7 separate regions of the Homo sapiens genome follow, and regions 2, 3, 4, 5, 6 and 7 are each linked to region 1. The links are chromatin loops, found by intact Hi-C in ENCODE. Cell type or tissue: endothelial cell of umbilical vein. All regions are shown on one strand. Region 1 holds the start of PROX1 (prospero homeobox 1). Region 2 has its middle 11 kb from the start of LINC02775. Region 3 has its middle 3.9 kb from the start of LINC02775. Region 4 overlaps SMYD2 (SET and MYND domain containing 2). Region 5 overlaps RPS6KC1 (ribosomal protein S6 kinase C1). Region 6 overlaps LINC02775 (long intergenic non-protein coding RNA 2775). Region 7 overlaps RPS6KC1 (ribosomal protein S6 kinase C1).

Region 1 (4,000 bases):
GTCTGCCAGCGATGGCTGGGAGATTCATCGCCTCCCATTTCTGCTGCCCAAGAACCCCCTACTCTTACCCGGCCCGCGATCCTCCGGTCCTCCTCGTGCTGGTGTCCCAATCCCACCGCCACGCGACCCCCCGAGCCTCCCGGTGCCGCCTTACCCTACTCAACTTGACCCAGCCCTGGGTCCAGGAGCTCGGAAGAGGGGCGCCGCGCGCGTTTCCCGGGACCCATCACCGCTCCCCTCCAAGCCGGATTTCCACAATTCGGCTTCGACAGCGTTTTGAGACGAAAGTAACAGAGCGCCCCCCCACCTCCCTCTCTCCTCCTCCCAGTTCCCGGTCCTCTGCTGGGGTTAAAAAAGGAGAAGTGAAAGGTATGCAAATGACAAGCAAATTGGAAGAGCCGGGAAGAAAGGCAGCTATAATAAACAAGACAAAGAGAAAGGACAAGGGGACCGGCCCCGGAGTTTTAGCCTGGGGAGATCGGAAGGATGGGGTTTGGCGGAAAGCGGGGATCTCCACGAACAAAAAAGCGACCCGGTCCCTCTCGCGGTCCTCTCTCCTGAGAAGAGAGAGCAGGAGAAAGAAGGAAAGGGAGCAAACGCCTCCTCACACCCCAGAAACAGTACACAAAAGGTGACAAGATCAGCGACAAGTCCAGCAACATCAGCCTCCCCCCCATCGCCACCGCCACCCCCAGCCACCAGCAGGAAAGAGAAAGAAATAAAAGCCAAGAGGATCACTTACTCTTAGGAACTGGGAGGAGCGGAGCGCTGAGTTCCACGGAGGCTCCCGCTTAGAAACTGTTTAGAGGCTATTTTATTATGATTCATTTGAATAACACCATTTTCTCCTGGGGGGAATAATGTTTACACGGGTCTGAGTAATGGGAGGCTCTTTTCTTCCTTTCTCATTCAAGAACAAGACAGTGCAAGTGATTCTGGAAAAGGGGAGGGACTCACGAGGGGAAGAAGAAGATACTTACGCGGTGCAGGGAGCAGTGGGACCGAGCCTCTCTCTCTCTCTCTCTCTCTCTCTCTCTATCTCTCTCTCTCTCTTTTTTTTCCCCCGGCAGAGAGAGGAAAACACGCGAGTGCACACACGGTGATATCTTGCGGGTGATGAATATGATAATTGGACAAGGGACGGTGAGTCTGTGCGACAGCGAGCGAGCGAGCGGGGCGAGTGGGAGAGGGAGAGGGGAGAGAGAGGCGGGAGGGGAGGGGAGACGAGAGAAGAGGAGCAGGGGAGAGGCGAGGAGAGGGAAGAAGAGGAGAAGAAAAGAAGAGGAGCTAAGGGAAGAGGAGAGAGCAGGAGAGGAGGAGAGAGAAGAGCGGGAGGAGAGGAGAGAGCAGCAGAGGAGGAGAGAGGAGAAGGGTAAAGAAGAGAAGAGGAGCGAAGCGGAGAGGGAGCAGGCGGACCCGGCGAGAGCTCTTTTGCGCCGCTCTGCTTTCCCCGGCTGCAATGGTGTATTATTTCAGAGCGCTCCCTCAGCTGAGGGCTCCGCTCCACAACAAGATTTACTTTAAGACACAGCTGAAGGAAACAGGAAGACTGCACGTCACAGTCTATCTGACGTACCCGGCCCCAGCACCCAATCGCGAGGCGCCTTCGGATTCAAGGGGGGATAGCAAGGCAAGAGAACTTGGGAGGAAAAAAAAATATAAAAGGGGTGGGGGTGAGGGGCTGGGAAGAGAGGAGGGGAGAGGGGCCCTGCGCTCCCCCTCCCCGGCCTCCATCCCCGGCCCCCACCCCCACCCCCACCCTGCCACAGCTTCGGGACGACTGGATCGCCGCGCCTGGGCCGGAGCGAGCCATCTGCGGGCACTATGCAAAGCGGGAGACGGCGCGAGCGGCGCCCGGCTCACACTAGCTCTTCCAGGACGCAGGTCTTTTTTTTTTTTTTTCTTTTTCTTTTTTCATTTCCCAGATACAGCTGATCGAGTTCGCCGAGTGGCCGAGCGAGTGAGCGCTCCTCCGACTTGGGTGGAGGAAGGCACGGAAAAGTATACGGGAGAAAAAGTGGGGGTTTTAGGGGTGGGGGTGGCATAGGAGGAGGGAGGGGGGGATCTGCAAATCATTCCACTTTTTAAACGATCATAGGTAGTGTCAAGGATACGTGTCACCCTTGGTTCCTTTTAAAGGGGAGGTGGACAATAAAATACAGGTAGGTTTGGTATTAAAATAATAGGTGCCAGAGGTTTCACATCGGGTCCGCTGCATCTGTTATTAGACGAAGATCAACATTGGCTGAGTCCCAGTTTATCTCCAGTCCAAATTATCAGGAAGAGGAATATTTACCCTTGGTTACCTCTGACATTAGTTGGATTGTAGGTAAAGCAGCCTTTAAAAATATATATGTTGCAAACATCTGGCGATTACCCTTCACTAATTCACTCGCCCCAGAAAGACCAAAGATAGCTGTTCAATACAGGATTTACACAGTTTTGACGCCTGGGCAACAAACTTTAAAGTTTATTAGGCAAGAAATTTCAAACGCATAAATCGCAGGCTCTAAAATAAAGCCCTAGAAAATTTACTTTGGTTTGACATTTCTTGCTTGAAAAATAACCAGCAAAATTTCTTTAGATAATGTGGCTCTTAAAGATCTCCTTGGGCTTTGCAAGTTACAAATGCAAGCGAGCCTCAGCCGCAGCTAGAACGTCCCTTTCACCGGGCACAGTAAACGGCTTTTAATAAAGCAGCCGCGTTTATGACCTAAAGATCCTATAAAAGCTGGGACTTGCAAGAGCTGCGAAGCAGAAACATTCATACATAGTCTATTAGACACTCATTTTTGTAAGTAGGAGGAGGACAAGTAGTCTTCGTGTGTCCCTCAAATTTAATCAGATCAAAGGTTGAATCATGCTGTGTCGTGACAACAGGGTATTTATGAGGTGTGTTACAAGTACACTGGCCAAACACTACCAATGTCTTCTGCGACACACACACACACACACTCCTTCCTAGGGAATTTACAATTTCAGCCTCAAATTCACCAAACCGTAAAGAGGATATTAAGCCCTCCCTTTGAATAAGAATAGCGATGTTAGTATGTCCGAGTCTATCCCGGCAGGAAACTTTTGGCACGAATTTCAAACAGTGAAAAGGAGAAAAAAAATTAGGTCGGTCAGGTTAGGTGTCGGCGATAAGAAAAGAGATTGCGGGAGCATCCCCAGCCTTCTTCTTTCCCCTTTTGCCGCCCCCACACACTCCCCCCACGCGTCTATCACGGAAGCAACACAGAGGAGCGCACACGCACCACTCACACCTCCAACTATTGACTGTTGTATCAGGTGTTCTAACCGGGATGTGACAGTTGAGGCTGGGAGCAGAAATAATCAACATGCCCATTAGATACAGGACGGAATAATGCTTCTATTGGTTGGGTCCCTTCGAGGTAAGCGGGTGTATTGAGCGGGGAAACTTGGGATCTGAGAATGGATCAAAGCTACTTTCTTTCTTATTTTTCGTCCTACTAGTTTTCTTTAAGAATCTTGGTTTGTACATATAAGTTAGCGCCAGCCCACAAATAAACTGGTAGGAGTAAGGGCTATATACCTTTCCACACCTTAAAACCATCTGCTCAGTTTGACATTTAAAAGGGCGGAGAGCAGAGAAGGAGGAGGGGGGAGTAGGGGGAAGAAAGGAGTCAGGGACAGAGAAAAAGATTCAAACGCGAAAAAAATGGCTTGCACTTTAGCCCACAAGTTTGTGTCAATTGCACATAGCGCTTGAATGCACGTTTTGCACACACCACGCCCGGGAACTGGCGGCGGGAAAAGTTCCCTGAGAACCCCAGTAAGTCCTGTGTCACGCCGTGGGCAAAAGCAGGCCTGAGTCGAAGTCGGGGTAACCCGCTTGCCGAACAAGGAAGCTCTCCCACCCCCAGCCTCGGCGGCAGAGGCTCCCGGCTCGCGACGCTCTGCCGCGGCGGTTCGCAGCCCGCATTAGGGCGCAGGAGCGGCGACTTGAAATAGGAGCGCGCGCCACGCTAGGCGAGCG
Region 2 (4,000 bases), 140 kb before region 1:
ATATTCAAGAAAAGACCAAGTTATTTCTTTTCAGGTCTGCTAAAATAAAGCTGAGTTACCTTTTTGATTACACGTCCCTCCTCGAATACTTCTCTCTTTCTCTCAAACCACAACAAGGGAAGATTGATAGCTGGAATGGAAAAACCCTGGTGTGGTCTCACAAATACTGGTTTAGGCTAGGGGTGAGGGGCAGATCCTCCTTCCTCATCTGTTTGTTTAAAGATAAAGAGGCCCTTTCAGTCCACATGGGGTCCAGTAATTTAACCGTGAACTATATTAATGGCTGCCAGAAAGAACCTGCTGTACTGGGCTGAGTCAGGAGAGACGTGAATCTCAGGTTCTCACCAATCCTGGCCAAGCTTCCCCAGACTTCTCAGTTTTAAAATGTTACCTTTGAAATATTTATTCTAGTGTCTCATACACCATGGATTTTATTTTTTATTTTTACTTTTTCGTTTTGAAAGCCCTTGTGTTTCTAATACACAGAGATCCTGGAATTTTAGATCTGCAAATAACACTCCCTGTTCCATAGAAAAAAGTCTTTTATTTTTCCTTACTGGAATTTTTTCATTCCTTCCCACCCACCCCACCCCCATTTCTCATTTCCTCAGGAAGCCATTTAGCTGGAGACAGAGGGAAAGTTTTCCAGCACACTTCCCCCGGCCCCCACAGACTCATGCACACCCAGATAGCAATCTAGCACCAAGATATGCTGTAATAGACTCAACGCTGCCCGTAAAGATTTCTGTCTCCAATGCCCTGAAGCATTTGGAAGGCCTTCTGGTGAAGGCAGCCTTCATCTGTGCTAACACCCGTCAACCTCCAGGAATCTTAGGAGGTCGCTAGGCTGGGCCCTGGATATTGGCTTTTTGCTCTCTGCTGTCGATGAATGGGAAAAAGAGTCATTAGAGAGCTTCCCTGGATGGGATGCTTTTGCGGGCTTTCTGGAGTGAGGGATGGTAAAGTAGGGACTCCCTGGAACTATGGGAGTGTATTGTCATTCTTTTGTAAAATAAGTATTTGAGAAGTTTAGCATGTCATGTATTTTAGGTACTGGGATATAACGGTGGACAAGACCACCAAGGTTTCTGTTCTCAAGTTTATTTTCTAGTTTTCAAGAGGAGAGGTGTGTTGAGTAAGGAAGGCAAAACCAGGAGGATACAGGTGAAAACCAAGAAAACAAACACATGAACAAAATACATTTTGTTTTTAGTGATACATGCTACGAAGAAATCAAATAGCATTTTAGAATAGTGACTGATTTTCTTTCTGCTTGCAACGTTTAGGACACCTCCTTCTCTGATACTCCCAGACACTAGTACTGGGAATCACCTAACATACCTTTAGGCCCTGCACGTCTCATTAGTGGATGCCTTTGTCCTATCCAGAGTGAAGGTTCTACATTTTTCTCTGAAGATGAAGTTTAAGAACTTTTGTGAGCAAGGATTTGAGGTTTCACGCAACATGCTGAGAGGTAGAAGAGTAGAACAATGCAGAATGCTTCAGAAACCACTGTCTACTCTGTGGCCCCCAAAAAATGGGGAGCTTTTTAAAATATTTGAATGGCCAAGAGAAAATGAGTACAGCAGAATTATTCCCAGCTGCAAGAAAAATGTTACCTTTAACCAAAAGAGACTTCCCTGTGTTATTTATTCTCATGACTCATCAAGTCTGTTGGGATCAAGTCTAATCTTTGTCTAAATCCAAGAAGTGTTGGTTGTCTCTAGAGAAGGCTGACTTTTCATTCTGGTGGCCAACACTCATCTTCTCAGAACCGTGGGAAATTGTTTCTGTTGTTTCTTAGTTTGCTCTTTTGCTTTCCCTTTGGATAAAACAATTTTGTAAGCTCAAGGGGAGGCCTCCAGGAATCAGAGGCTGGGGGAGTGTATTGGAATCAGAGACAAAAGTCCTTCCAAGACCGAGATTACACTCCGCTTAGTTACCACCAGATGTCAGCAACTCATCTGATTTCAGTTCTCTAGCAAAGGGAAAGAGCCAGGAGGGGAAAGGACCGCCCGGGCTGACATCAGCTTTTTGTTTGTTTGTTTCAGGTGTGAGTTAAGGAAGTTGTCTGCCTCAGGAAAAGTGCTAACAGCTCAAGCAGGATGGTAGCCTGAGGACAAGTAGGACACTCTAACGTGTTCACGGGATGGAATTCTTGAACTAACACTTTAATTTGATTTTTTTCCTTTGTCAGCATTATTTATAGATATCAAAGTTTGTCAGGCAACTATAGCTTTGTTGGGAAGATTTTTAAGGCCAAAGGCAACTAACAGATAGATTTGCTTTCAGCTTTTTTTTTTTTTTTTTTTAAGGAATCTTGCTAGGCTCTTGAGAAAAACCTTAAGAAGGAAAAGAGAAGACTGAAAAATACACACATTATTTCAAAGAGAAGGTCTACATAAGGCACACAAAGGGCAAGAGGTAATTAAGACCAGCTCCTGTGATGGTTATCTATTTTGCAAAACTGGGTTAAGTTCTCAATATAATAAAGTGTGAGACAAATGTCTTCAGTGAATTAAGTGTCAATATAGCTACAAATGCCTTCAGTTCTATGGAGGAAGCCTCCTCATTAGTTTATGGGTTTTATGTGCCACTATAATGGATTCTTCAGGAAGCCAAACTCAGGGTGCAAATACAATAACATCATATTTATTAATAGTTCTCAGATTCCTAAGGGCTCCTGTGGCAGGGATACCCCATGCATTCTTCTTCTTGACGGGGTCTCGCTCTGTTGCCCAGGCTGGAGTGCAGTGGCACGATCTTAGCTCACTGCAACTTCTGCCTCCTTGGTTCAAGTGATTCTCATGCCTCGGCCTCCTGAGTAGTCCATGCATTGTTTTCTAAGTCATCCTCCCATGTATCTTCTTCCAATTTCAACTTTTATTCTTCTAGTTCCTTTATTGATTCTGTACTTCAAGGTCAAACCTGCATCAGTCACTCCATTGTTGAGCAAGTCTGTGTGCAGCTAGAAGTATGGAGGAGGCGCCAAGTGTGCTCCGTGGCAAGTCTCTCAGGCTGGTTACGGACTCAACTCCACAGGCTGACATTTGAGGTCTGAACTGGCGCCTTCATGTAGGCTTGGGGTCTGGGCCTTGTAGGGACTTTGCCAACAACTCCCTCACCAAGGCCCAGTTTGGGGCTTGCAGGGTGGGTGCTGAAACTGTCCATTGACAAAATAGGACGTCACCTACCTCTCCAACCTACTTCCCATCTTTCTCATGAACACGTCTCTCACATCAGCCTCATTCATCCATTATGGTCCCCGAGACTGTGCCAAGGACATTCCTTCCTTCAAGTCTTTCCTTCAGCCAGCTTTCCCCACTATCTCCTGGAACTGACTTTGATCTCACTTAACTTCAGCTGATGGTTCAAACTCTACTTCTTCCCTAGAGTCTTCACATCTTACTCCAGCCTGATGTTATTTCACACCTCTTAATTCCTAAAGCACTTGCTGTATCATAATTTTGGTACATTGACACATTGCATTTTGGTGAAGTCAGGGCCTTCAGTGCATCCATCACTGGAGCAATGCACACTGTACCCACCAGGCAACCTCCCATCATTCACCCTCCCCTACCCCACTGAGTCTCCATTGTCCATCATTCCACACTCTGCTTCCCATATTTTTAATCCTTTTAGTTAACAATCTTATATCGCATCATATGAATATTATATAAATACAATTATATACCAATAATATAACATGTAATGTAAATTATGCTATATTGCCATCTATATTAAGTAAATGTATTTCTTCCACACTTTATTCCAAAATACATTGTAAATTTCTTGAAATCTTAAAATAATTTTTAGTCAAGTATTTTACTTATGGTAGGATGCGTAATAGGCACTCGTTAATTGAAAGCAGAAATGTTCTATTTGCTGATCTCAGTTTATATGGTAACTTCCAGAGTAGACATCCCTGGAAGTAAATTTCTAAGATAAACAAGAAATGGAGCCTGGAATTCTTTGCTCCTTCCTCATTTACCGCTCCATT
Region 3 (4,000 bases), 130 kb before region 1:
ACGGACAAGACTTAACATTGAACCAGCTGGCAAAGGAAAAATGTGTACAGGGCCCAGATCCATTTTTGCAAAGCAGGCAATGAGGGGTGAATTTGGAGGTGTGAGGCAATGAATTGATAGTTGGCACATCATAGAAGAATGGTCTTTAAACTCTAGTATACTTAAGCAATACCTGGGGGAGTATTTGTGAAAACTTCAGTCTTGGGTTTTCACATTCTGGTTCAATGGATCTAAAGTTAACTCCTGGCATTCACAGTTTTCAGGTATTTCAGGTAATTATGATGGCTGGTCTGCTACCACCAATTTTCACTTAGATTATTATAAAAGCCTCCTAGTTGGTGTCCTTGATTCCCTTCTCATTCCTCTATGATCTATTTTTTTCACACAGCAGCCAAGTGATTCTGTTAAAATATGAGTTAGAATCACCGGGCTGCTCAAAATCTTTGGTGATTCCCATCTCACTAGGAGAAAAAGCTCAAGTCTTTACAAGGGCCTTCATAATTTGGATGCCCACTACCTCTCTTACTATTCTCTCCCTGGTTTACTGTACCTGGGCCATACTGGCCTTCTTGTTGTGCCTTGAACACTTCAGGCACATCCTAGCCTCAGAACATGTGCTATTGCAGTTCTTTCTTCTCAATGGGCTCTCCTCCCAGATTTCTGCAAAGCTCACACACTCACAGGCTTCTGGTCTTTTCTCAAAGGATACCTTTTCAGTAGGCTCTTCCCTGACCACCCTATTAATAAGTGCACCTTTTTCCTCCCTCTTTCACTCTCTGCACTCGGGACACTCTCTGGGATTCCACACCGGTTGATTTCTCTCCAAATCACTCCATATCTCCGTATCTAACTTAATATATGTTCCACTTATTAATTTTGTATATTTTCATTCTTGTTCCACTGGAATGTAAACTCCATGAGATAAAAAATTTTTATATGTTTTGTTCATGGTTGTGCTGTCCAGGGCATTGAATGGTGCCTGGGACAACAGTTGCTCAAAGAATATTTATTGAATGAGTAAGTGCAGCCTGCACTTTGAGAAACTTCTCTGTAGAGTATATAGATCATAAGGCTATTGTATGGCCAGCTGAGGGTCACAGTAGTTTTCCAACACTTTAAAATCGTCATATGTGCAAACACTAGCATGAGCCTTTTCAAGGAGCTGCCCCTCATGAAAATAGAGCCTTCTAGAGCAGTGTGGGTAGAACGGACAAATAGAAGGTTCCTCCACCTACTTAGAAGGGTAGGAAAGCATCCCAGCTTGTCAAAAGAGCACGTGCAGTTTTAAACAGAAAATTACAATTATTCAAAATGACTATTTTTGAGAAAAGTCTGCATTCTCAGGCATATTTATCTTGGAAAGTTTCTATAGACCTCTGCATTTAGAAGACAAGTTTCCAAATACAAATACAGCAGGTCTGTCTGTCTTCTTCCAAGAGCCAACTTTTCTTGTTCTTGGAGGAAGGAAGCATGCCTCAGATTGGTACTTCCTCTGGGCTCTGGAAATTGTCCTCCATCTCCATCCCAATCAAACCTTTCCCGCCTGCTCTTAACGCTGAAGGACTGAGTGAATTCCAAGTGTGGCCTTGCCGAATGAGTCATATCCCCATTTCATGTGATTTGGACCTTATTTAGCCAAGGACATTTAAGAGCTTCTGGATGAATTATTTAAGGAAAAGGCAAAGGGAGACTGAGAGGTAGATCCTGAGATTCAAGTTGAACTCAGCAGAAAGAAAGGGTTGGAGGCAAGAAAATAGGTTTGGCACATCCTGTACATATGAGTTTGGAGGGCCGACCACCTAGACAGAAAAAGTCTTTAGTCCTGTTTTCAAGATAGAATTAGAAAAACACCACCTTGTGATTGTCAGAAGTTGGAGGAAAAACAATGACACAATTAGAGTTAATTTACAGTTAATAGGGTTATTAGGTCCATTTATAGGGTCTAAGCAATTTAATACTAGTATGACTACTTCATCTAATATTGACATGCTTACAAGGTATCAGCCACATACATATTATAATATTCTGCTATTGAGAAGACTCCACTCAAAGGCGTGATAGCCTGATAATATCCTGCTTTGTAAATTCATGAAGGGCTGAAAAATGTATTTTCCAAGAGTTGTCACCTCACCAAAGCTTTGAAAAATGCACTGGGTTCTGAGGAGTTCAAATGGGAAACTCCCCACCAACCATCCTGAACCTTAAAACCATGATCAGTCGATCATCATTTTATCATCGGCATCTCTAGAGTGATGAGAGATTTGTCTGTCACACAGAAAACCAAATTATATAATGAAGAAGAGTTTAATGAGGCCACGGGACCCTCTGGCACCTCTCAGCACCATAAGACAAGGATGGTGAAAGGGTGTAGGTTCATCCCTTCCCTAGCCCAGTGCCCCTGCTGGAATGATCTCTTGGTTTGTTTCACTTGTCCATACTGGTAATATGTGCTCTCTATATTGCCGAATCTAATGGCCAGTTCTCAGTCCACGTCATATTGTGTCAGCAGCATTTGACACGGCCAACCACTCCCTTTGACTTGAAATGCTTTTCTACCGGCCTGGACAACCCTCTTTTTAAACTGTTTATTTTTGTCACTGGTTGTATCTTTCCAGCCTCCTTTGTGGTCTCCTCCTCACGTCCTCAATATCTACCAGTTAGAAGGCCCAAGGATTAAGTGAAGACCTCTTCTCTGTTGTAACTAATCACTGCTAAGATAACTGCATTCAGGAATATGGTTTCACATACCATCTATCTTCCAAGAACTTCCAAAGTCATATCTCAAGCCTCGACCCCTCCCTGAGCTCAGATAATAGACAACTTTGTACTTAACACATCTACTTAGATGTCAGCTAGGTATTTCAAACCTAACATTCTCCAAAACATGGCCCTGATGTCTACACCCCTCAAAAAACTTCTTCTAGTAATTTCTCTGGCTTAGTTAATGGTAAGCTTCTCTTTCTGTTATTCAAAACCAAGAACTAGTTATCCTTGACACTTTCTCTCATATCCCATGTCTGATCCATCAGAAAATCCTGTTGGCTCTGCCTTCAGAATAAATCTAGAATATGACCACTGCTTCTCACCTCCACTATCTTGATCCTAGCCAGCATGATCTCTCCTCCAGGTTACTACCAGCTTTCAACTGGTCATTCTGCTTCCATACTTGCTCTTCCAATACTGATCTAGTCTCAAGACAGTGGTTGGAGTGACACTTCTAAGATGTAATTCACATTCCTTCTGCCAAAATTTTCCAGTGGCTTCCCATCTCCCTCAAGGTAAAAGCCAGAGTTCTATGATGGTCCCAAAGGCCCTGTCCTCATTCCACCCACTCTCTAATCTCCCACTGCTGCCCTCCCTACTCACCTGACCCTCACCACACTGGTTCCTTGATGTTCACTGGACACACCAGTCCCATTCCCAGCTCAGGGCCTTTGCTTCTGCTGCACATCCCGCCCTGGCGAGCTCTTCTCCCAAATAACTAAATGGCTTGTTTCCCCATTCTTTCAAGGTCTCTGCTCACATGCCACCTTTCCTGCAAGGGCGTCCCTGACCATCCTAAAAGACAGCCATCTGTCTTAGCCAGGTTTTGCTATGCACAGCATGAATAATAGCAAATAATAAGACAATCCCCCACATGTGTCTTACTGCAACTCCCCTTCCCATCTCTCTGTGTCCCCCTGGCTCTGCTCAATTTTCTCCAGTGACTAGTTTGTCTTACTTACTATGTGACGTAATATATATTTACTTGCTTATTTACTGTCTGTCTCCTTACACCGAAATATAAGCTCCACAAGTGCAAAGGAACTTTGTTGACTGTGTTCACTGCTGTATTCCAGTTGCCTAGAATAGCACCTGGCACAGAGAAAGTGTTCAATGAATATTCACGGAACTAATGAATATATAAATAGAAAACAGATAATGATAGATTAGGATGTGCATACAGGATGGCCCTGTGAATTTAGGAGAGTTTGATGGAAATTGATGCCTTTAAGAGAAC
Region 4 (4,000 bases), 350 kb before region 1:
TGAACTGAGAGGATGATTAAGTGCATTTTAGAAACAGCAAATGCGCAATTCTAACATCCTAACCCTAACTCTCCATATCCTACCTCCTTGATTTCACAACTGGGGATCATCATTCTGAAAATCCCAAAGGTCAAACAAATGGAGAATTCCTCCAGGCACAGGCTGGGCCTGTGATCACGGCCAGCCCTCTGGATGTGGGCACCCATTCCCTTTGAGGGAGGCCTGGACACAAACACAGCAGAGGTGCACTCTCTCACTCCCCCCTCACCTGCAGGACCCACCCCCGCTGCTCCCACGGCAAGAGGGTGGGTGAGAGCTGCTCACCCTCCACTGCTTCAGCCATTCAGCCTGGTGAGGCATGAAGGAGGTGCGCTAAGGAGGCCATCTGGCCACTGGGAATCCTAAGGCCGAGTTACAGACATACCTTCTTCAGGGCTTTCTCCCCTGCGGCTTTGTGTTCCAGGCCCATGTAGAGTCTCCCTAGCTTCAACCACATGGAGGCCACGTTGAGGGAGTACAAAGGATAGTGCTTACTAGAACAAGAGAAGAGACAACAGGCCACCATGTCAGCGGCTACTGAGCCGCCCCACAGGCTGGGTGCAGTAAGCCGGAGGCTGCCATGCTTAGGGCCAACCTCTGCCCACCAGCGGCCTCTCCAAATCCCACCAGGGTTTGGGTGGAGAGCGTGGATGCTGCCACCCTGCCGAATCATTGCAGATGTTGTTCATTATTTGTAGTTTGTGTGTTTCTGAAAAGCTACGTAACAACTGCAGGAGAAATCCTATTCAAAAGCATTTGTAAACACAATCTTCAATCCCAGTCCAGATTTTTATATTTCAGACATACCCAGAGGAAGACCCTGGGAAAACAGCTTGTGAAGTAAATGTCCCATTTATGAAGGCAGCAATTAGGCCTATCACCTTAGGTACTCAGACATACAGCCACCCACCCAACCCCCACCCACCCCAATGTGTCTTAAGACCCCAGCTTTCTGTCACACTATGATATGGGTTGGTTTAGCAAAACAGTTAAGTGCTCTGAAGTCAGAACACTTCCTGTGTCTTCTGGATGTTCTTTCCCCATTGTCCAGCAGGGGCTTTAGATACAGCAAGTGTTCTCTCCGGCTGTACCTGAAGACTGACTGATGGGGTCTGCCTGGGAAACAGCCATTTCCCTAAGAACAGGGCCCAGAGGCAGCTGGTGGGTGAGCCAGTGTGTGTGTTTACATGTGTGTAAGAGGTGTTTATTTAAAGGCTAGGCTGTTCCACCCTGTGTCTCCTGAAAGTCAGTCCAAAAAGACATGTTCTAGCTGTATTCCTGGGTAGGAGGCAGCCCTGGGACCCACGGCCCCACAGAAGACCAGAGCTGGGCTTCCGGGAGGGGCTCACGCAGATAAAGATGGGTCTAGCAGAGCAAGGCCCTGCTGGGAGAACCACAGGGCTGGGATGCTGTCTGTCTGCTCCTCTCTCCCTACAGATCTCACACAGAGAACTGCGCATGAGGCCAGTGCACTTCCTCACACACTCTAGGAGAAAAGGAAGGTTTGAGTTTATCCCCAATTTAACAAATTCTGTTTCCAAGAGCAGATTTTAAGAGCTGGCTTCCTTTGGGCTCCCCCTGCTGGCTAATCAGGGCACAGTGGGGTAAGTAGAGGGTGGAGTGGGCAGTGGACATTCAGACCAGACACAACCTTCACAGACCCTAATCTCGGAAGTGGAAGGAGACTGAGGGCTTCTCAAACTCCTGAGAAACACCTGGGATGCTTCCAGAACACAGATTTCTGGGTCTAATGCCCAGCGACCCTGATTCACTTGGCCCACTTGGTGTTGGACGTACCCTGTAAATGCATAATATCAGTGCCTTTAAAAAGAGCTCCAGTGATCCCATCTAGGCCACCTCAGCCCTGAAGTGTCTAGTCCGAGTCAGAGGACAAAGCCACAACTTCCGTCTGTCACCCACTTTTAGGTTTAGTAACCCTCTCAGGCAGGAAATCTCTCCAGGGCTAATATTCATTATTACTACAAATTAAAAAGCAATTTTTGTTTCTTTTTTCCAAACCTGGGGTGGGGAGATTAGATAACCACGGTCAACCCACTGGTCCCAGAGCTTCCCCATTTGCAAACTGGGGCTGTAATTTGAAAAAGCAAAAGAAGGGGATGGTGTGAGTAATGATGAAAACCAGGGTTTCTGAGACCACCACTTAGTAATTAAACTTGGAAGCAGTGGGTGGGAAAAGAAGCAAACTAGTGGCTTCTCAAAACTAGCCTGAGTTAACTACTATGGATATGGCCCTGGATGGACCTGGGAGGGATCTTGCCCCAGTATCCGCTGCATAACCTCAACCTGTCTCCTTGGGATGATGGTGAGAACAGGCCTGACTCGGGAGCAGTGCCCTGCACCAGCACCTCCAGATGTGGGTGCAGAGAAGAGGCAGCTGCGCTAGGCAAGTCTCAGCAATGGGCAGGAAGATGACACTATCGTATACATTCTAAACAACCAAATTCCACTCCGTGGATGATTAGAACAGCCTCTGCAATCACCTGTAGGGCTTAATGATTTTCTGTCCATATTGCAGGGCTCCTTCCCAGTCCTGCATGTACAAGCAGACACCCATGGCCTGGTACATCATGTGCAACATGTACACGTTACTGTCCTCAAACACAGAGCTCATCTTCTCCTGGCTGAGCTCGCAGATCTCCAGCAGCTCACTAGGGGGTGCTGTGGAGTCAAGGAAAGGGCCACCGGGCCCAAGCTGCCTGGAGGCTTCCCCAGGCTGGGTTCAAGGAGTTATTTCGTCCACTCCACTCTCACCCTTACCCCATGAAAAAGTAACTTACAGAAAGCCAAGCAAAAGTGAAAGGAATTACATTTCTCCAGAAAAAACAAATGAAGAAAACCTGAAGGTCGGAACCGCTCAACTCAAGAATTTTAGCCGCAGGGTCCAGACCCCTAGTTCTGATGTAAACAATGTTGATTAAAATCACGATTCTAATCAAATTCAAATCCTCACCCAAGTTGGAACCCTGAGCACGACTCCCACTGTGGCAAAGTTCTTTCTTATGCTGAGAAACAATGTGCCTTTCTCTCATTTCCTCTCACTGGTTTTAAATTCTACCCTTTAGAGTACAAATCGAATCCCTTTTCAACTCCCAAGAAAATGCTACAATACAATGGTTAAGAATATGGATTCTGATAGAGCTGGGACAAAATCCTAGATCCTATCACCATCAGCTGTGTCCTTTGGGCAAATTACTTAATATCTATCAGGCTGTTTCCTCATCTGCTGCATGGGAATGAGCAGAGTCCCTGCTCAGAGTGTGCCAGTGAGGAGAGCTGAAATAAGCAAGGCCCTTGGCACTGTGCCCTGCCCAAAGTAAAATACCCAAAGCACAAGGCCATCAAGGCTCTGTCCTTCATGGTCCTCCACCACATGGGGCTCCCAGCCAAACTAGCCAAAATAAGGGGAAATAAAATCATACAACTCCAACAGGATGGACACCACATTGTGGGTGGTCAGTACGCCTTTACACATTTACTAGGAGACATTCCTCCTTTGGTTTTCAGAATCTTAAATCCATCCTTCTCCTGCTCCCTCTTTCCAACTTCCCACCTTGCCTTGTTGGCGAGGGATAATAAGCTATCAGGGCAGTTGTAAAGGATATATTTATAGTGCTTGGCCCTCCGGAACTCTTCAATGACGTTGCGTGCATATCTGACCATGTCTCGGATGGCTTCTGCCTTTGGGGGATCGCTGAGCTTCCGGATTTCCACCTTGGCCTTATCCTGAAGGAAACGTCCACAAGGGCAAGGCGTTACCGCCCATGGAAACCACACTGATAGGGAAACCTCTCATATAATACACATTCCCACACAGCGGTCGACACTGGCCCATTCCAAGGTTACAAAAGAATGAAAGGAAATCAGGCAATGCATCTGAAGAAATTCAGTACTCCATTACCTTTTTACAGAAACAAAACAAAAAGATTAATTTTCTAGATAC
Region 5 (4,000 bases), 740 kb after region 1:
AAATTTCAAGCATTTAAAATTAAAGACTCATAATAGGGCAGAAAATAAAAGTGAAGGACACACACTGATAGGATACCATATCAACTTGTTCAAGACTAGAATGGGAAACTTAAGTGACTATATTAGGTTAACTAACACAAATAATTTTATGCACTTGTCTCAGATTGTATATTAAGCTTTCAAATATCATTTTCTTGTATTTTTCTTTAAGAGACAAGGTCTTGCTATGTTGCCCAGGCTGGAGTGCAGTAGCTATTCGCAGGCATGATCATAGCACACTGCAGTCTCATACTCACAGCCTCAAGCAATCCTCCCACCTCAGACTCAGTTTTTTTTTTGTATTTTATATGCTTAGTAGTACAGGTTCTATTTTCTAGCTGTTTTTGAATGATAAGAGTCAAGAAAAAAAGTAGTAAAAAAAAGTACTTTGACATTTTATTTTTCCTTTATACTTAAAACACTATAAACAAAGGTTTATTCTTTATTATCATAAGTTAATAAATCAAATGATAAAGCACATAAAATCTTTTGGCTAAAACTTTTGTGTGTATGTGTGTAAAAACAGATATAAAATCAGAGTAACCAGAAGAAAGTCCTCCAGAGAAAAATAACCAATTTACTCCAGTTTTTATTCTCTAATCCCTCACAACAAAAAAAGCAGAAGAACCTGTGTAAAAGTATCCTAATAAAGTATCTACAAGTCTCCTAATGTGGAAACCAGACAGTGTTATATTTATATTGTCATGCTATACAATCTGTTCCTACTTTGTGGACTATTTCTTTTGCCTTTTCTCTTCCTGAACTCCATTCTGTGTTTCTGTGGTATGAAAGGAACCCATTTACCATGAATGATGTTTATTTAAAATAAAACCTTTCTAGAGAATCATCCTAGATAATCTAAGGATACAAAGTGAACCTAAAAGGAATGGCTTCTACTTTGAAAACAGGGCTGGGTTTGATCAGTGAATTCGTATTCTCAAGACCCTCTTGATGGGTCTGCAGCTGCAGCCATTTATGCGCTGGCTTTTTCACAGATGTAGCCAGAGAAAGCTCCATGGTTTTTGTCTTTTTGTTGTTGGATTTGTTTTCTTTAATATAAAAAAGTGGCAACTTTTTTAAAAGTTCTCAGTTTTGTTATAGAAACTTGTGAATCTTGGGCATCCTTGGGAGTATACATTGTTGAAATAATTATGACTTTTTAAAATCTAGGATCACTAAGTTGGCAGAAACTATACTTAAATAACAGAAGGTGATCATTTGCATTTCAAAATTTATCTGTCTTGCTTTTCCCCTCAATTAGACCAAAACATGTTGATTCACAGGTTTCTGTGTGTGTGTTTTTTCTTTTTTAAACTTATTTATAGAGCAGAATAATGGCCCCCCTGCTAGTTTGGCATTTGCTCAAGTTTCTGTCCATGCAAATCAAATCTGTTACTGGAAATTTTTCTCAAAATATAAAGGCACATCATCCACAAGATAAAAAGATATACTGCTGATATTATAAAGCACAGGGCAGGTGGATAATGTTTTCAGGACAAATATGTGATAAGGATTCCCAGGAGGTGAAGTGGCAGGGTAGAGGGTGCACACTGTTTAAACAGAAGTGAGTTGCTCTCATCATAATCTTGTGACAACTTTTCTTTCTAACCAAACATCAGCTGCTTAACATGCTTTAGAGTTACTTGGACAATAATACTAAGGTTAGACTTGGGAAGTAAGAGGGAGGGGATCACATGAAAGGAAATTACTTCAACCTTTAGTGTTCCTAAGGGTAGATCAAAAGGTGGTTAAACAATCTATGACCCATGTAGTTACTGATTTGTATTTTTAAGTATTGAAATATTAACATATTATCATTGCTTCCATCCTTTGAGGAGAGGAAAACCTATCTGTAGTTTTGATTTATCAGTAGCACTGCCTATGAACTTTTGGAGCAAACAGTAATTCACAAATTTTTGCTCCAATTTCCCTTGAGTTATAAGTAAGGGGTACGAGCACATAGACTTAACCAAGTTCTATAACTCTCTAGATTTAAGGTCATCTTAATAAGAACACTGGTATTACTTTTCTGTTAAGGCCATTACTCGTTTTGTTTTACCTGGTTGCTAAAATTAACAGGCCCAATGAATGGAAAGCCTTTCCACATTGTTCACAAAGCATGCCACAACACTAGAACACTTTTGCAACTCACAAAGCTTGGAAGTACAATTCTTTTATGCAAATAATGACAACAAAGCACCTCTTCAGACTACAGCTTTTTTCAAATGCTAGTGAAGGACAACCTGGAAGAGGACAGCAAAATCCATTAATGGTAGACTGCCACCTGCTGGTCAACTAAGAGAATTGTAATTTCTGGGACAAGGCTTAAAAATTAGAACTTAGAAACCGATCTGTATTAAATTCGGTATTTCAGTATATGAAATTGAAAGTGTGTATCTGTTGATGAATGTAATATGGTTCTGTTCCACATATATTAAAACTCTCAGGATACCAACATGTTATGGATATTAAAGTAAATATGACTGTGCTTGAGAATAAAGAAAAATAATCTGCTAGAATGTTCAAGCACAAATTTACAGATAGTTTCCAATAAGTAACAATATATACACTTACTAGGAACCAGGAGAAAAAAAAGAAAGTAACAACAAAAATAAGAAATAAGAAACTACTTACAAATATTAAACAATATTCCATAAATGTGTGGTTTTGTTTTGTTATATGGTTCCCACTGTACTTCACTTTAGCATGTAACAGGCTTGACTCAAAAAAACTCCCAAATTAAGTTTGATTCTAAAACTTCCAAATTCATTATAATTAACAAATATATTTCTAAGTACACTGGAACCTAAAATGTTATTTCTTATCAAATTAGAAAGTGGGGAGGATCTGGTTTTTTTTTTTAATCGAGTAACTGTAATAAAGTGAATTCAACATGCAATTTTTTATCCTATTTACTAACATGATTTCAAAACATAACATCACATTATCTATTTGAGAAAAAAAAATGTAAGTGTGCTCTATTGTCTCTAACAATAAACAAAAACCAAACAGTCTTAATTTGAAGGAAGAAGGAGGAAAGAAAAGAAAACCCTAATAGTTGCTTTCAGGAACGTTTTAGGATATTTATTTTATAGGTTGGAAAACTTTGGTATTCTCTACTGCAGAAATAATTCTTAACAATGAAAGTTGTAACTAGAAACAATCTAGCTCTTTTAATCCTTATTATCATCACTTCCCATTATGCAGAGAAACAAGGTTAGCATCAATACACTAGTTAGCTGTTAAGTATTAAATACTATATTGATCAACACCTAAGCAGACTATATCAAAAAAAAATCAGCTTGAAACTCCTTTGAAGGCCAATGGGGCAACAGGTGAAGTGACTCTGGCCATCCAAAGAGGCTAAATGGTAAGCAAAAGGTGAACAAACTTTGGATTCATAATACAGCCCCATCTGCACTGATGACTGAGAAAAACCAACTCAAATGCAATTCATATGCTTATGCTACCTATAATTGTCAATAAAAGATCTAATACCCACAGAATAAATCTCTAATTTTTAAAAAATAAAGACAATACAGTAAAGGCAAGATAAAACTGTTTTGTCTATAAAAATTTGTTATAAAATGCCAGGTTGGCACATCACTAAAATCATATTGCATTTTTAAAACCTCCATTGTGCCAGGCACCATGGGCTCATGCCTGCAATCCCAGCTATTCCAGAGGCTGGGGCAGGAGGATTGCTTGAGGCCAGGTGTTCAGGACCAGTCTGAGCAACACAGCAAGGCCCTGTTTCTATTTAAAAAAAAAAAAATTTTTTTAATTAGCCAGGAATAATGGCATGCACCCGTAATCCCAGCACCTTGAGCCCAGGAGTTCTAGACCAGCCTGGGCAACAGAAAGACCTCATCTCTACAAAAAATGCTTTTTAAAAAAATTAGCCAGGCATGGTGGTGCACAAATGTAGTCCCAGCTACTCAGAAGCTGAGGCAACAGGACT
Region 6 (4,000 bases), 120 kb before region 1:
GCCACTTGACTGGGTTATTCATTTGTTCATTCATTTATTCGTTCAACAAAAATTGTTGAATGACCATGATGCAAGGGACGTTAGTGTAGGCACTGGGGATACAGCAGTGAAGAAGACAGACAAAATCACTGTCCTTTCACAACTTGTGAGTAGCAGTGGAACAGAGATGGTAGATAAGAAAGCAAACACATAAAGGGTATGGAGGATGTGAAAGAGTCACATGTATTAGTCAGGGAAGTTCTCCCAGAAGAGGCAATATTTGAGTTGAGACCTGAATGATAAGAGGGAGGCCCCCATGGGAAGAACTGAGGGAAAGGGAAGGGGATTTTGTTCATAAATGTCCAAACTCTGAGGTATGAAGAAAAGAAAGAAGACAGTATAGCTGTAGCATAGCAAGAAAATGGTGTGAGATGTGGGCAGAGAGGCTGGCAAGGGCTACATGAAGCTCCAAAGGCAGGAGTTTGATATAGAGGCTATTCTAACTTTGTGGATGTCATTGAACTAGTGATTATGGCAGGCTGTGTTTTCTTTTCTTTCTTTTTTTCTGCACTCCACCTATGCTGGAGTGCAGTAGCACTATCATAGCTTACTGCAGCCTCAAACTGCTGGGCTCAAACAAGCCTCCCGATTCAGCCTGCTGAGTAGCTAGGACAACCAGAGTGAGTTGCCATGCCCAGGTAATTTTTATCTTTGTAGAGATGAGTCTTCCTATGTTGACCAGGCTGGTCTCAAACTCCCAGCCTCCAGCAATCCTTCAACCTTGTCTTCACAAGGCACTGAAGTTACAAGCATGAGTGACTGTATCTAGTCATTATTTTCCAATGATGGATGCAATGCTATCTCCCATCTCCCAGTTTCTTCTTCAATGTGATGTTGCTTCCCCCCCGTCAAAAGAGTGGAGTTTATTTCTCTACCCTCTTGAATCCGAGTGGGATCTGTGACTGCTTTGACCAATGGGATACAGCAGAAGTGACGCTATGCCAGTTTCAGGCATAGCCGTTTACTGGCCTGGAAGTATCTGTCTTCTACTTATTGGACTGTTCACTTTTGGCGTTCTCTCACTTAGGACCCAGCCATTGTATTGTGAGAAGCCCTAGCTGCATGAAGGAACTGTGTGTGGGTGCTCTGAACTTCCACTCATCAAATGCCATTCAGGAGGGGAGTCACTGGGGATGTGCAGCCCTAGTGAGCCTTCGGATGGCTGCAGCCCAGCCAACACCTGATTGCAAGTACAGGGAGAAGGCCTATGCAACAACCGTCCAGCAGAGCCCAGTCAGTTCTCAGAGCTGGGGAAAATAGTAACAAATTATTGTTTCAAGCCATTATATTTGAGGCAGATGCTTATTCAGGAATAGATATACAGATCAACACTAAGATGGCCTGATAATAAGAATCTGAGCTGCTAGTATAGCTCTCTTTCCCCCTCTATCATGTTGCCATAAGCCTCTTAGTGAAGAACTTCTGAGCCAATGAGAAGCTAAGAAGAGCTTTTTAAGACAACTCACTTTCAAAATCTAAGTAGTTTTCACTTTGATATGAATAACTTCTCGCCCTAAGAATTTTAGTAATTTTAGTATTCTTTTCTTTGATTACATGCTGCTCTTTTTTTTTCCCCCCCTGGGAGCTTAAGTATCACAGAGAAATGAGAGATTTAGTTCAGAAAATCCTCCCAAAAGATAATTTTTCTTCAGCAGAGAAGATTGCTTTGGATTAGCCGTACACCCCAGGGCTTACTAGGAAAGCCCTGGGCTTTAAATTCAGAAAGAGAAGAGGTTGATTTCCAGTTCTGCTATTTCTACTCATTGTGTAATTTGGGTCAAATAATTTAAACTTTCTGAGTCTGTTTCCTCATCTATAAATTGGGAGGATGATACTGAATAATGGTAGATCAAAGACTAAATGAGATTTTTGCAGAGTGCACGGTGCACATAATGCATGTAGAAAACATTATTTCCATCCTACTCTCCTCCATTCTTCTCCTACTCTGGTTTTCCCCACTTCCCCTTCCTGTCCTTCTTTATCCCTCTCTGATAAGAATGCAGAGCTTAGGAGTACAAAAAAAGGGGCTGGGTAAATGAGAAAGCTGCAAATAAAGCCTGGAGTCCTACAAGCATGACGTGTGGCTTAGTCATAGAGGATGGAAGGAGCACAAAGGTCCCCCTCAAAAGTCCTTGGAGGCTTATGTTTCTCCCTTTGCTGGGTGATTCATGATCTCGTGGCTATTTCAGGTTATTGTTAATTTGCCTTTTAGTTTACAAAGCACTTTCACATACCTTATTGCATTTGATCTTCACAATAACTGCAGGGCAGTTATTATTTTCTTCATTTTACAGATGAACCAAGTGAAGCTGACAATGGTTAAGAAATGAGCCCACAAACAGTGAGGAAGAGGCAAAGACTTCGCTTGAACCCAGATGGTCTTGATCTCTTAGTGCAGCTTCCAGTATTCTCATGCTGTCTCCTGAAAATAATTCTCAAGTTGGTAACACAATAATGGTTCACTCATCAAGAGATGTCTGTTATAGGAACTTTTTAAAAGGCACTTCTGGGGATAGAAAAATAGGTAAAAATCATAGCCCTTGCTTCTGGAATTCTGCCATTTAGGATAGAAATGAGAAAAGAGATTTCTGGCCAATCTTTTCTATTTTTCTAGCTCTCTCCCTTAAGTACTGTGATGACTACAATTCCAATTAGCCTACCAGGATGTCCTTTGAACCTAGCACTATTTTAATGTCATGCGCTTGACTTATGTCCTTGTTTCTCTTCTTCCCTAGTTGAGATTCTAAGGTCCATCATTAAAGTCATTCCCTATGTAACATTCTAACTCTCACACCCCTTCCCTCCTCATCAAACTTGTCTGGAAAACCCCAGCCCTGGGTAAATCTAACACTTAATCTTCAGGGCACCTGCACCTTCCTAGCTGAACATGGCTGGAGAAAAATATACCACTACGGTGAGTGATCTCAGTTTAAATTCAGATGACTAACTTCAACTTTGCTCTCAGTGTTGGCAGCCAATTCCACTCTAATTTCCTAGTCCATTCACTTTGTCTCTGGCCTAGACAACTATTTCACACCCTCTTCTCTTTCCTCAAATATTCAATATCTTCCCTCCCATCCATACTCAGAGGGAAATTCCATAAACATTATAATCCCATCTACCCACCTCTGTGCCTTTGTGCTGTGTGCTCTACCTTTGATGTACAGGTTCCTAGATAAGGAAAACCCCTTCACATTTGCTGCTAGATACTACAAGCAGCCTTGAGTCTTGCTACTCAAGGACATCACTCTGCATTATCGACTTCTTCCTTTCTAATGCATAATCTCCGTTAGCATACAACCATTGCTATTTTTTCCCAGCTTAAACAAAATTCCTGCCTTGAGCTCTTATTACCCTTTAGCTTCTTCCGTTTCTCTAGTCTTCTTTACAGCAACACTCAGAAGAGTTGATATTCAGTGTTGCAATTCCTCTTTAATTCTCACTCCTCCAATCTGCTTTTCTTCTCCACCAAACAACCAAACTGCTTTCATCAAGGTTGCTGATGACGTCCATGTTTCTGAATTCAATGGCTACTTCTCAGTACTCCTCTTCTTTGTGTCTCAGAAGCATTTGACTATATAGATGACTTCCTCTGACTTCCTTCTCCTTGAAGTGTCCCCCTTACCAGGCTCTTAGGATACAATGCATTGCTGGATTTCCTCCAATTCACTGGCCACTAATTCTCTTTTGCCAGTTCCTATTTATCTTCCTGACCTTTAAACATCTGAGGAGCACCACAGCTCCACCTTCAGACCTCTTTTCTCCTTCCTGTATGTTCATTCCCTTAATGATCTTATCTAATCTCTTTCAATAAGCTGAGGACTCCCTTTTATGGGCTGAATTCTGAATTGTGCCCTCCCCTCCAAATCACACGTTGCAGCCCTAATCCCTGGTGTGACTGTATTTGGAGACAGGGTCTTTAAAGAAGTGATGAAGTTAAGATGACGCTGTTAGGGTGGGC
Region 7 (4,000 bases), 860 kb after region 1:
TAATAATATACTTTGTGTATGGTAAGCCCTTAAGTTCAGTATCTGAAAGATATCAAAAGAGATGCATCAAGGGCCAATATTGGGAATTTATCTGAGTAAAAGAAAGTTATACAGGCATCATTTGTGAAATATAAACCTCTATGGATCAACCAGCAGCTAGCGTCAAGAATTCCAAACTTAAAAAAGGAGTTAGACACAAGTACAAAGGCAGATCTGTTTAAAGCAGGCAAACCCCTGACACCTCTTCCTTGCCCACCTTATTCCTTTAATTATCCTCTTGAAGTTGCATCTTACCATGCCTGAAAAGCCTAACCCTACCATATCTCCTCGACCACACAATGCAACCAATCATCTTCTAGTACTCACTGATATCTTTCTCTTCCATATTTAAGCAGTTTCTAAATTCCCTTCTTCTCAATGACGTATTCTCCGGCCAGCTCGAGGAAGATAACATTTAAAAACTCCTTTCACCACCACAGCAATGAATCTTATTTATAAACATATTATATGTAAATATTCAATGCCTAGTTTATTTATATTATATACTTAACACATCTGCTTAATACAGTGCTTGTTCAACTCCTAGAAATCACACTACAATTCAACTTATTTCATACAAAACTATATATAAATATCATACGAAACGCAAACTAGCTCCCTGAAGCCCAGAAAGAAAGTTAACAAGAAAGATATAGGGAGCAACAAGCAAGTGACAGGTTCTCAGTCTAGGTAGGAAGGACATTGTGGATAAGGCAGGGCAATCACTGACATTTGACATAATACAGAGACTATTTGTCAAAAGTTAAACCAACCTGAAGTCAACCCCATACTTAAAGAGGCCCTCTGGGCCATCGCAAGAGTAAAAGGTGCATCCTTCACCAACACCATCAAGGCAAAAACCTAAGCTTTTTTTGGAAGTGATACAAGGGGAAAAAGTCAAAGGTTCTATGAAAGCGTTCTGCCTCCAGGTTCGTATCACAGAAATTCAAGTCTCAGGGCTATTAGAGGGCCCCAGGTGACTTGTTAAAAAGCAGCTACAGACATAGGCGTTTATTTAGCATCCCAGTTCACCTACCTACCCTTACCTCTGTGCTTTGAACTGCTCAGAGTAGGGCAGTATAGTGAAATCTGTCTAGGACACCATCTCTGAAAGACAGGCCCCAGGGGAACAGGTTGAGTTGCCATAGAATAAATCTTTATACTATAAACTATCAGAAATCTGTATTTGAAGACCATCTGTAAAAAGAGATCGGTTTCCTTTAGAACAACAGGTGGTCTCTCATGGGTGACTATATATAAAATACATGGCCTCATTATTATTAGCTGATAGCTTTCACTGAGCCCTGAGGTTCAAATATTGCCATAGTCAACAAAAAGGAATTTCTATTTTTCCTAGTAGCAATGACTCATGCGCCATGCACAAAGCAAGTTATCTAGCCAGTAGAACAAAGGTTACCCTAAGGTAGAAGACATACATACCAGTTTCCATTAAGAAAGAAGCCCTTATAAATATGATTTTAAGTGAATACCTAAATCCAAAGCTTAATGCTAGTTAAGATTCCTGTATGTGATTCCCTATTCATCATTTAGTAATAGCTATTGTTACAAAAAAGAACCTTTCCTTTGAAGTTTCACATTTTTATAACGTTCTTGGGTCATGTCTATTATGCTTCATCCTTGAAAATGTACAAAAAGAGCCTCAGAATACCTCGTACAGATTTGGTAAAACAACAAAATAAGCCCAGAAAACAACACAGCAATCTTAATTACAACCCTAATACTGCTATCTTATCATAATAAAGATCCATCACTTGGCTTCATTTTTTGCCAAATGAACTTTATACTCTGCTACTCTCCATAACTTTCTCTAGCCTCCAGGACATCAAGCCCATTACCAGTATGCAAGTAGCTCATGCTGAGTTTTCTATACCAAATATGTCTTCTCCCCGCCTCCCCTCCATAAAATGAAATCTCTTCATTTCAAAATATAGTTCTGTGAGTGCTATCAAATACCTGGAGTATCTTCGGCACATGGCTAAACTTCTCTGAAATTCAAACTCTGTAATTGTGAAATAAGACATTTAAGTGTATCATTTATAATGATTCCCATGGCATACCATGAATTTTCTGTTATTTGTCCCACCCAACCCCTAAACTCCTAATATCCAATATTATCCTCAATAGCCCTAGAATTTGTAAGAGTCAATATTTATCATCAGTGTCATGTGTATCATTTACACACACTGGTACATTCTCATTTGTGGCTATCTTGGGGGGAAAAAATGACCTGTTGTTTTTGTCAAGCTCCACTACCAAGGAAAATTCAACTGGGGGCAGGGAATAAAAATAAGTTGGGTAAATAAGCACATAACAGAAAAAAGAATCTCTTCAAGCTGAGTATGCAAGAGATATTCTAACATACATAACACCAAAGGGCCTAGAAAAATACCAGTAACAAGATTTAGAGTTCTTATGGTGCCACCTAGTGGACATTTGCACTTAATTTTACTTTAAATTACTTGCACTTTCTATAAATTTACATTTAAATTAATATTTAATACTTTCTGTATTTTGTCATCTCACACTATATTATGTAGTAAATAGACTTTAAGTTTGTCTTGAAAATAGATTTAGGTTATTAAGTAACCAATCATGTGACAAATATTCCTATTTAAAATGATCTTGCCTCAAAGTGTCAAGTTTAAATCTATTAAATGAAAATAACACAAATAATAAGACAAAATAAATGGTATTTCGATACAGATTTTTTTCAAACTTAAATAACTATACACCTTTCCAATTAGACCAACCAGTGCTTTAAATATAATCAACGCCATTCAATTTAACACAGTTTAATCACAATCTTCATGTCTGTCTACACACCGTAAAGAATTATTAGGTGGCTGTAACCACAAAGACAAATTGAGTGATCAGCTTATTGCATGTAGCAGATCTTAAGAATTAATATTCTTAAATGTCTCCTGGAATAACAAAATCTACCCCCACCTGCCATCAAATAAACATACAAATCTTGACCTTAATGTCATTTAAGGGATCCGTTACAAAGACGAGCAATAGATGCTATCCTCAAAATGCACATTTCATTTACTTTAAAATAGTTAATTCAAGACAGTTTAATAGATCCTTTCGTGTCTCTACAATAGTTACAATAAGCACTTGAGGAGTTCTTAATTCACAATTTCCAGCCAAAAAAAGGTGGGGGTAGATTTTGTTATTCCAGAAGACATTTAAGCATATTCATTCTTAAGATATGCTACATACAATAAGCTGATCATTCAATTTTTCTTTGTGGTTACAATTACCTAATTATTTTCTCTCATTTGCTGCATGAACCAGAAAAAATGTCCCTCCCCAAACTGAAAAGTGATGTATTAGGAAGAGGAAATGACACAGGTTACCAGATGAGACTATACCAACATCCAAGTCTCTGATATCAAGGCCAGCATGGCACCAAAGCAATCTACACCCTTCAAAAAGGCCAACAGGTGAGAGAAATATGTCAAGGAGCTCAACTGATATGCACCGATTTGGGCAGGTTTCTACAAATGTCCTAGTAACTTCACGGCTAAATTTAATTCAAGGAAAAGACATAAGTTGAAATAGACATAATAGAAATAAGATGTTAGCAACCAATTACATCTTCTTTCATCTTTGAAAAAATATAGTTTAACTTCTTTGAACAAAGGAGATAAAGAGTAACCAGGATTTCATTTTTAAAATGTAAAACAATATTTTGTTTAAAAACCTACCAAATAATTTCTTAATTTTCAATTTCATATTAAACAAACTATATTTACCAGTTTATCACCAAATTATTTTTTACAAAACCTTAAAGGGGTTTCTCTATCCCATGCTACTACAAAGTAACTGTAATTTTAAAAAACAGGCCAAGCACAGTGGCTCACACCCATAATGCGAGCACTTTGGGAGGCCAAGGCCAGGAGAATCACTTGCGTCTAAGAGTTCGAGAGCTGCCTGG

Evidence for each region. A loop is a pair of places that touch in the nucleus more often than their neighbours do. Peaks named below come from ENCODE experiments on the same cell type or tissue, not always from the same donor. Only the 100,000 strongest peaks of a DNase experiment are listed, where the experiment ranks them.
Region 2: a loop joins it to region 1, with 6 times the contacts of the local background. A loop is called at or near these places in 44 of 110 quality-filtered maps.
Region 3: it touches region 1 in a loop (4-fold over the local background); 46 of 110 quality-filtered maps call a loop at or near these places.
Region 4: a loop joins it to region 1, with 4 times the contacts of the local background. A loop is called at or near these places in 3 of 110 quality-filtered maps.
Region 5: it touches region 1 in a loop (3-fold over the local background); 12 of 110 quality-filtered maps call a loop at or near these places.
Region 6: it touches region 1 in a loop (4-fold over the local background); 22 of 110 quality-filtered maps call a loop at or near these places.
Region 7: it touches region 1 in a loop (5-fold over the local background); 8 of 110 quality-filtered maps call a loop at or near these places.

Annotation. Positions count from the first base shown.
Region 1 is chr1:213,985,464-213,989,463 of GRCh38, reverse strand. PROX1 (prospero homeobox 1) reads right to left here and starts at 1,491. Exons shown (of 5, transcript NM_001270616.2): 1 at 981-1,491. PROX1-AS1 (PROX1 antisense RNA 1) reads left to right here and starts at 3,311. Exons shown (of 6, transcript NR_037850.2): 1 at 3,311-3,395. RefSeq lists enhancers at 107-610, 611-1,114. In endothelial cell of umbilical vein, no CTCF peak of the experiment used is centred here; DNase peaks (open chromatin) are centred at 853 and 1,543; H3K4me3 peaks cover 2,313 bases; H3K27ac peaks cover 1,155 bases; H3K27me3 peaks cover 1,680 bases.
Region 2 is chr1:214,121,307-214,125,306 of GRCh38, reverse strand. No RefSeq gene overlaps it. Among named protein-coding and RNA genes, the nearest start is that of LINC02775, 11 kb to the right of the region's middle. RefSeq lists a silencer at 1,883-1,972. In endothelial cell of umbilical vein, a CTCF peak has its summit at 1,932 (motif pointing right); DNase peaks (open chromatin) are centred at 246, 666 and 1,866; H3K27ac peaks cover 2,130 bases.
Region 3 is chr1:214,114,018-214,118,017 of GRCh38, reverse strand. No RefSeq gene overlaps it. Among named protein-coding and RNA genes, the nearest start is that of LINC02775, 3.9 kb to the right of the region's middle. In endothelial cell of umbilical vein, no CTCF peak of the experiment used is centred here; a DNase peak (open chromatin) is centred at 1,607; H3K27ac peaks cover 346 bases.
Region 4 is chr1:214,330,733-214,334,732 of GRCh38, reverse strand. SMYD2 (SET and MYND domain containing 2) reads right to left here. Exons shown (of 12, transcript NM_020197.3): 9 at 3,663-3,783; 10 at 2,541-2,715; 11 at 425-533. Among named protein-coding and RNA genes, the nearest start is that of SMYD2, 52 kb to the right of the region's middle. In endothelial cell of umbilical vein, CTCF peaks have their summits at 1,630 (motif pointing left), 2,519 and 2,720 (motif pointing right); a DNase peak (open chromatin) is centred at 1,582.
Region 5 is chr1:213,243,100-213,247,099 of GRCh38, reverse strand. All of the region lies in intron 12 of RPS6KC1 (ribosomal protein S6 kinase C1), which reads right to left. Among named protein-coding and RNA genes, the nearest start is that of RPS6KC1, 190 kb to the right of the region's middle. In endothelial cell of umbilical vein, a CTCF peak has its summit at 2,339 (motif pointing left); a DNase peak (open chromatin) is centred at 2,309.
Region 6 is chr1:214,101,243-214,105,242 of GRCh38, reverse strand. All of the region lies in intron 1 of LINC02775 (long intergenic non-protein coding RNA 2775), which reads left to right. Among named protein-coding and RNA genes, the nearest start is that of LINC02775, 8.9 kb to the left of the region's middle. RefSeq lists an enhancer at 1,818-3,017. In endothelial cell of umbilical vein, no CTCF peak of the experiment used is centred here; a DNase peak (open chromatin) is centred at 2,172; H3K27ac peaks cover 1,352 bases.
Region 7 is chr1:213,121,141-213,125,140 of GRCh38, reverse strand. The region is part of intron 5 of RPS6KC1 (ribosomal protein S6 kinase C1); the gene reads right to left. Among named protein-coding and RNA genes, the nearest start is that of RPS6KC1, 72 kb to the right of the region's middle. In endothelial cell of umbilical vein, a CTCF peak has its summit at 2,485 (motif pointing left); DNase peaks (open chromatin) are centred at 1,390 and 2,440; H3K27ac peaks cover 198 bases.